Regions from separate parts of the Mus musculus genome. Here all the other regions are linked to region 1. The links are chromatin loops, found by intact Hi-C in ENCODE. Cell type or tissue: heart. All regions are shown on one strand.

Evidence for each region. A loop is a pair of places that touch in the nucleus more often than their neighbours do. Peaks named below come from ENCODE experiments on the same cell type or tissue, not always from the same donor. Only the 100,000 strongest peaks of a DNase experiment are listed, where the experiment ranks them.
Region 2: it touches region 1 in a loop (8-fold over the local background); 16 of 42 quality-filtered maps call a loop at or near these places.
Region 3: a loop joins it to region 1, with 4 times the contacts of the local background. A loop is called at or near these places in 2 of 42 quality-filtered maps.

The regions. Positions count from the first base shown.
Region 1 is chrX:108,832,950-108,835,449 of GRCm38, reverse strand. Brwd3 (bromodomain and WD repeat domain containing 3) reads left to right here and starts at 1,104. Exons shown (of 41, transcript NM_001081477.2): 1 at 1,104-1,351; 2 at 1,484-1,542; 3 at 1,744-1,773; 4 at 2,177-2,236. The coding sequence starts at 1,321. 2810403D21Rik (RIKEN cDNA 2810403D21 gene) reads right to left here and starts at 972. Exons shown (of 5, transcript NR_015493.2): 1 at 765-972. In heart, a CTCF peak has its summit at 941; DNase peaks (open chromatin) are centred at 889 and 1,649; H3K4me3 peaks cover 2,437 bases; H3K27ac peaks cover 2,019 bases.
Region 2 is chrX:109,011,313-109,013,812 of GRCm38, reverse strand. It overlaps Hmgn5 (high-mobility group nucleosome binding domain 5), which reads left to right and starts at 433. Exons shown (of 6, transcript NM_016710.2): 1 at 433-561; 2 at 2,368-2,391. The coding sequence starts at 547. In heart, a CTCF peak has its summit at 1,093; DNase peaks (open chromatin) are centred at 292, 872 and 992; H3K4me3 peaks cover 2,253 bases; H3K27ac peaks cover 1,371 bases.
Region 3 is chrX:107,815,033-107,817,532 of GRCm38, reverse strand. 2610002M06Rik (RIKEN cDNA 2610002M06 gene) reads left to right here and starts at 1,199. Exons shown (of 8, transcript NM_025921.3): 1 at 1,199-1,398. The coding sequence starts at 1,383. Tent5d (terminal nucleotidyltransferase 5D) reads right to left here and starts at 1,056. Exons shown (of 6, transcript NM_001163104.2): 1 at 892-1,056. In heart, a CTCF peak has its summit at 1,129; a DNase peak (open chromatin) is centred at 1,212; H3K4me3 peaks cover 1,745 bases; H3K27ac peaks cover 1,239 bases.

The sequences.
Region 1 (2,500 bases):
ATGAATTCTGTTCAAAGTAACATCCTGAGAACGGGATGCTAAGAGAAATTGGGGAAGTGAACCAGTTTCCTCAAACTGTCAATTATTATACAAATCCTTTGATCAAATCAGCGCTGTGCTAAGAGTTAAAGTTATACATGAAAACAATTGTAGTCTCAAGGTAGTGGAAAAAAGACTTTTTGTCAACCGGAGTGGCGACACATGCCTGCCACATGAGCACTAGGGAAGCTGAGGCAGGAAGATTGACATGGAATTCCAGGGGAGCCTTGGATAGATACATAGTGACAGCAAGTCAGAGAATATCACTTCAAAGACAAACCAAACCAAACTATCATTTCTATCCAAATTTCAATGAATAGTTAAGAACTTTAAAAACGTTTTGGCAGAATTTCAAAACAGCGTTCCAACTTATCCTACAGGAATTGAGAAGAAAGAGCTTGTTGACCTTTTCAGAAGGGGGAAACGGCCTCCTCCTTAAAGTGTAAACTTCGCGCGCAATGTTTATCAGAATCAAGGGGAGACTTGATACTACTACAAGAAGTTTTCTAGAAGAATATTATTCCCTTGCTCATCAGGTAGGCGCAGCACTTTCTTTTGGCATGCTGTTCCTTGTTTGAAAACAAAACCTTGCAGTAGCTAGCGACTTTTTCTTGGGGTAGAGAAAGAACAAACAAACCAAATCCGTTCGGTGACCCAAGGTAAGCTAGATCATGTCAGTCCCTCGCCAGTTTCTCTTGATCATGTCTGGAGAGAGGTTCCCTCACCGGAAAGGGTCCGATTGCCCTTACAGGAAGGGTAAGCAACTCCGGAGCTCTAGGACGCCAACGCCACCACAGAGTTTGACGAAGATTGCCAGAGCGTCTGCCTGCATTTAGAACCTCTTCCTTGTTCTCTGGGCAGTAACTAGGCAACCCCAGGCCGGCTTAGCTGCTGGAACTAGGCGGCCGCCTTAGTGCCTCTGGCGGCCAGCCTGGAGCTTTGCAAGCGGCTCCCTTCCCTTTTCCCCCCTCCTTCTTTCTATGGCTCCACCCCTTTCCCCCCGCCCACCCCTCTCCCCCCGCCCACCCCTCGGCGACTTCAGCTCCTCCCTCTCCTTCTCTCTTGCTCTCCTTCCTCCTCCGCCTCCTCAGCTCTTGGGCTAGAATATCTATGGGTCGAAACGTGATGCGATGAATCCGAGAGAGACCGAAACTGGGACGAAGAGTGCGGCGGAAGCGGCGGGACTCCCAAGCATGGGGGCTTCACCACAATAGAGGCAGCGCCCCCACCCGCCCCCGCCAGCCCTCCTGAGCGAAGCCCCCAAACCCCCTCGGGAAAAGGATGGCGGCGGCACCTACCCAGATCGAAGCCGGTGGGTAGCTGAGCCGGGGGCAAAAGGGATGGGGGCTTTGCGCGACTGCTGTCAGATTTTTTTTAAAAAGCTTGTATCTCTTTTCCTTGCCTCTCTCTCAACGTCTCCCCCCACCCCCAACCCCTTCTTTAGAGCTGTATTACCTGATCGCAAGGTTCTTGCAGTCCGGACCCTGTAACAAATCCGCTCAGGTGAGAGGGAAAGGATATCTGGGAGTGTTGGGGAATGGTCCCATTGGGGAAATTGAGGCACTGGGTGAGCAGTGCAGTTGGAGGGTGAGGGAAAGGCCGGCCGCGATTACTCCTACAGTCAGCGGCTGTGTTGGAAGTGGGGAGGGAGGAATGGGTTGGCGCCCCAATCTGCTTTCACATCCCTGTGTCCCTCTTCCCCAGGTGCTAGTGCAAGAGCTCGAAGAGCATCAGGTATGGACCCCTTTTGGGAAGAGGTGGGGAGGGCTGGGGAGAACCTGGAGGAAGGGTAAGGTAGGTCAGGGGCCGAGGGCAGGGGCCCGGAGGGAGCCTTCGAGCTGGACACTTGGGGCTGTTGTCACTTGGGGTAAATCGGGTTCTTTGCTTAGAAGGGGCGGACAACGCAGGGGTCTAAACTCGCTGCCTTTTATTCCTGCGGGAGGTGTTTTTTCAGGATTTCCTTCCCTTTGGCCTGCCCCCCCCCACCCCCAACCCCCGGCACAGCGGCAGTAGCTGTCGGGACTGGAGAAATGAAAATGTTAAAGGGTCTAGGATTAGGCTCCAGGCTGGGTGCTGCTGCTGGGGAGCAGAGGCTTTTCCTTCACCCCCCCCCCTTTTCTTTTCCTCCGGCCCCCAGCTGATTCCGCGCCGCTTAGACTGGGAAGGGAAAGAGCACCGAAGAAGCTTCGAGGATCTGGTTAGTAAACTTTTCGTTTCAACTTAGCCCAACTCTTTTTCCACTCCCTCCCCACCTTGTGCCCCCAACCGCCCCTGGCCCTTCAGCCCTTAGAGCTCCCCGAGCCTGCTGTTCGGTGTTCGAAGGACTGCCCCTTCCCCCTCCCAGCGTGTCGGAAAGGGTACCTTGCCCTGCTCTAGCCTTGCTTATTTTCACCCCAAAACTTTGAAGAATGTGAGTTGGTTTTCAGAGGTGCTGTGTTGTGCTTTAGGACTGTGTTACAAA
Region 2 (2,500 bases), 180 kb before region 1:
GACTGGAGCTTCTGGCTCAATCCAGTCTCAAAAGGGCCCGCCACCCCGCGCGAAGAAGGAAGGGGGGTGGAGATCGTGGGGGGAAAAAAACCAACTGTTTGAGCTTTCGCTTGTCGTTCTAACTTAAAAAAAAAGGTGAAAAGGCAAGAAAACTGGATTTCCTGCTGGTCACGTTGGAGCACTAGGCGTCTGCTAAGTGCGTGGACTCCGGCACCCTAGAGGCAGTCAAAGCCGGCAGCATACGAGGGCTTCGGGCAAGTTCGCGGGCCACGCCTTCCGAACCGGCCACCTCCCCTCATTGGCCTGACAGCCTGTCACTCCAACCTGGCTCCCACTTCGGGTAACCATTCACGTAGTTTGGTTGCGTCTTGGCGTGTTTAATGTTGCCAATAACGAGAGATTTTTTTTAGGGGGAGGGGGGACGCGAGTACATATCGTGCTGCAATTAGTTCATTGAAAACTCAGTCGCTCGCGGAGCGGTCAGGCAGAGACTCCTCTCGGCTTTTTTCCCTCCTGCCTAAGGATCTCCAACGGAGAGCTGCAACAATGCCCAAAAGAAAGGTAAGTGAAATGGGAAGATAGACGGGATATTAGCTGCCGAAATACATATTTCCTACCGCAGAGATTTGTATCTTTTTGAAAGATCATTTTGGCTTCTAGTTTGATTTTATGATGTCCTGAATGGAAGGCGAGGGAAAGGTAGCGATCCGTCTGTGTTTGGTTTCAGAAGGTCTCGTATGCAACTGGTAGTTCACTTTTGGCTTGTTTTGTTTAAGGGAGAGAATCGTTTGAGAGGTGTCTCCATGCTGAATTACAAACAGCCATAGCGCTGTGCTGTCGCTTCCTACCCCACCCCCCTTCCTCCGCTTACCCTATTGGAGAACTCTTCTCCCAACCACACTTCCAGCGCCAGCTTCCTCCTCTACCTCCCGTTTTTCTCAGAGAACCATCCCGTTTGGGGGAACGAAAGCCCTGGCTTTCTCTTGTTTTTTGCCTTTGTTCTTTCCGTTTTCTTTTTTTCCTTTTTCCCCCCTCTTCCCTCCTCCACTTCTTGTCATGCCAGATGGCTATGCAATGGTAATCCTGTGCCATTAGGCGGCGCAGACTTCAAACTGTCCTAGAGAAGGGAGAGATTCACCGCTGTAATTAGAAACTTTAGATCTGAGAGATTTGGCACTCTCGGAACTCTCTAGTTAAAGGTGGAAAGGTGATTAGAGAGCCGCGTCCGAGAAACTACTAACAGCGTTGGATGGTGGGGTGGCGTGAGATTAGTTCACTTTAGACATGGGGAGTTGATCCGAGCTACCAAGGGCTACAGGTCTTCTGTAACCCTTCACTTCAAAATTCCTGTCTCCGCGCACATATAAGTTGAAGCTCGGTGTTTGTGTGTTCCTCCACCACCCCTCCCCCTCCCCCGAGTATCTTACAACTAAAATGGAATGCTATTTCATTGCTTGGTGAAATCATAAAATGAAATACTGTGTTAATGTAAAAGCCTTATGATTGTTTATATATTCTTGTGAATCCGTCCGCCTTCCGTATTCCTAGAACATAGAAATGAGGCTGAAATTCCTCAGTGCTCTGGGGCTGTATCATTGAAATAATAGCCTGGTAATTCCCAGGGTAAAGGGCTACTCAGATACCGAAAGCAATTGTTTCTAATCACCACCCCCCTTCCCGAGACTCCTGCCGCCAGGCTCTTTTCGTCTTGTGCAATGGATCTTGCTATTTTGCAGAGCTGACAGCAACCTTGTAGCAGGTAGTGGCGGGAAGTTTTAAAATCCGCCTCCTGCTTCTCTGAACAAAACGTTAACGTTAGAACAAAGACCTCCTTCCTTGAAAGTATGGTGGGACTGTTGTTTTGTATGCAGAACTTGAGGAGGAAAATAGTCCATAATCAGTAGAGCTGGTCAGATAGATACAATTGCATAGCAAACATAAGGCAAGAAAGGGAAACTGCAAGAAGCTCCGCCTTCCTTCGTCCCGCCCAACCCTTGTTTTGGCTTTAACATTAGAGCAGGTGGATTTCAAAATGAAAATGGTGTGTTCTTAAGAGGCCTTATTTATTCAAAAAGGTTACACTGACTCTTTGTAAACAGGTCTTAAGCATGACCTTGCATCTTGGTCCACGTTTCATATTACTAAAACAGTAGGTGTTGAAGAGGGGCTAGAAGCAGCACGTGGTTGCTGGACCAGGAGCCCAGGGAAAAAGTCACAAGTGTCTAAAGTTGGCGACATTTTCTGCTCTACATGTTTATATTGATGATCCTCTTTCTTTCTTTCTTTCTTTCTTTCTTTCTTTCTTTCTTTCTTTCTTTCTTTCTTTCTTTCTTTCTTTCTTTTTTTTTTTTTTCTCCCCCTACATAGGCTGCAGGTGATGTGAGCCAGGAGGTGAGTGTCTTTAGTTTGTGAGTTTCTCTGGGGGGAAAAATGTACCCATTTTAGAAACTAAAGACACATAACTAGGTAAAAATGCTGGTAGTTATATTTGTACCACATG
Region 3 (2,500 bases), 1.0 Mb after region 1:
CCCCAAAGGTAGTTTTCCAGCAATGAAGGCAACTGTTTAAGGCACACAGAGAACTGATGAAATTTCCAAAGCTTTCAGTTTCATAAGTCTTGTTCTCCAACTATAAAGTGAGATGCAAACCTAAAAATAACCTTTACACGGTTCTGCCTATTGAAATGATTTCTAGACTGTACTTCCCAGAACTTTGTATTGAGCAAGGGTTCTCTTTTTCTTTTAATGAAACACGGACAGTTAGAAAACAGTCTGAAGCTTTTTACCAACTATCATTAACACAAAATAATAAAATATTCACTTTTAAAGCCAGTTTTGTTAAAAAAAAAAAAAAGAAATAATCCTAAGGATAAAAAGTGTATGGCATTGTGCACATAATTCCACAGGTTGAATTTAAGAATGAGGTAAATGACAAACTTCTGAGATTTAGCAATTACGACAATTACACTAACTTTCAGAGTAATATATGTAATTTCTATGACACTAAAATTGAAATGCCACAAATCTGCTTAAAATTCCCTCTTTTCCTAAGTCCAGAGAGTGCTTCTAATAAATCCACCTCTGGACATTTCTGAAAGTCAAAGGAACGTAAAATACGCCAAGCTCTATCTACGACCACCCCCATTACTGCTCCCACCCATTATAGAGATTTTATATTAATTTTAGACCATACATCAGCTGTGCTTAAGAAAAATAAAATTAAACCAACTAATATGAGAAAAAATTTCGAAGCAACATTACCTCTCAAGTAGAGCCGGACTTTTCCTCCTTCCCCTTCAACCCTACAACTCTAAGGTTCAAGATTGTTTAAAAAACCTCAACATTACCCACCACACTAACCCCTCGAGCCGTTCTTTTACACTGTCAGAATTTTTAAAAAGTACTTTAAAAGTCCTATACCTTTGTCTTCACCCTTTAAGACTTAAGCTCTGAGAGAAAGGGATGAGGGACGACCAGGACTGTGTGAAATCTGAGGTACGAGGTGGGCGGAAGGCTAAGCGGCGTCCAGGTTGACAAAAGAAAGAACTAGAAGTCCGGTGGGATGCCGGACCAGGTTTAGCGCAGTTATCCTGAGCGCACGTGAAGCATCTAAGTGGGAGGGACCTAAGCTTCAGCTCTCGGACTCCACCGCCCCCAAGCGACCAGAGCCATCCTAACCGAAGCGACTCACTGCAGCCATGTTGGCGTCGTCCCAGTCCCGCCTCTCTAGCTCGTGGGACTCCACCCACCACGGGTTCTAAACCGAAACAGGAAGTGGGCTAGGATCCCTCGAAACCCGCTACAACCGCCACCCTCCGCGCGCCCAAGCGACCCACAACTCGCGGGTCCAGCCCCTGTCCCGCGTGTTACCTGCCCCTCCCCCTCCTCCCGCCCGGTGAACTCGAGAGATCATGTCGAACATGGAGAGTATCCTTTCTGTTGGTCAAGATGCTACCAGGGCCTTGGGGGCTGGGGAGGGGGGGGCGAAGGCAGGGGTGCTGGGGACACGCCCAGGGGCTTGACCCTTTGGGCCCGCACGTGGGGCGAGGGAGCTGTGATGCGGATGGGTAGGCTCCAGCGGCCTGGGGTTGGCCTTTTTTTTATTTTTTTTATTTTTCACCCTCCTCCTCGCTGCGGCCGCCGCCTCCGCCTCCGCTGCCATCCTCGAATGTGGGGAGGGTCAGAGGAGCCAGTGGACAGACAGAGATAATTGAGCCCGTACCGCCCCTTGTTGAGGATTTCTGTCACCTGCCTTATCAGTGAATTTTTGGCCTCTTTGAAATTGACAGGGAATGGTGCCAGGACCTAGGGGAGGCGACTGGAGTTTGCCTATGGCTCCAGGCGGAGGTGTAGGTTCTCAAAGCGTACGTGGACAAACTGCTTTTGGCGAACTGCCCTTTAATGACTGCAGGTGACTGGTGATGAGGTTGAGCGATTGCTACGAACCCTCCGAACTAACTGTGCTCGCTTTCTGTTCCCGCTGCATTCTAATTTAACACTTGAGGAAATTCAGGTTATTCCTGAAGCCATAAAGTCCATCAGCCAAACCTGTCTGGCCACTTGGGCAATTAGTAGGGGCTAAGAATAAAGCTTCCTGGTGACGTCATGAACACAATTTGGCTTTCTTTTTCTTTTTCACTACTTAAATTCCATCACAGAAGCTCCATGTTGCTGTAATTTTTGCTCCTTCCAGGGGTTGGCTTTAGAGAAAAATAAAATAAATTGCTTTTTCTTCAACTCCAAGATAGCAAAAAGATAAACCATGGGTTATGGTAACTGTTCTGTAGCTCGTGTTAAGCTCTTTTGGCGCTATTAGTCTATAAGCCTGAAGTACAGGTAAAAATGGTTTTTTGATGGGTTCAATTTTATGTCATCCAGTAAATCTTGCAGCACTAGTCAGGATATGCTGTACATTAAAGTGCTAGCCTGGAGGAAAGGTGCAGATCATGAAAAGATGACCAAGAGAGGTCCTGTTTCTACTGCATGTAAAAAAAAATAGTGACTGTAGTATAGTTTTAATATTAGCATA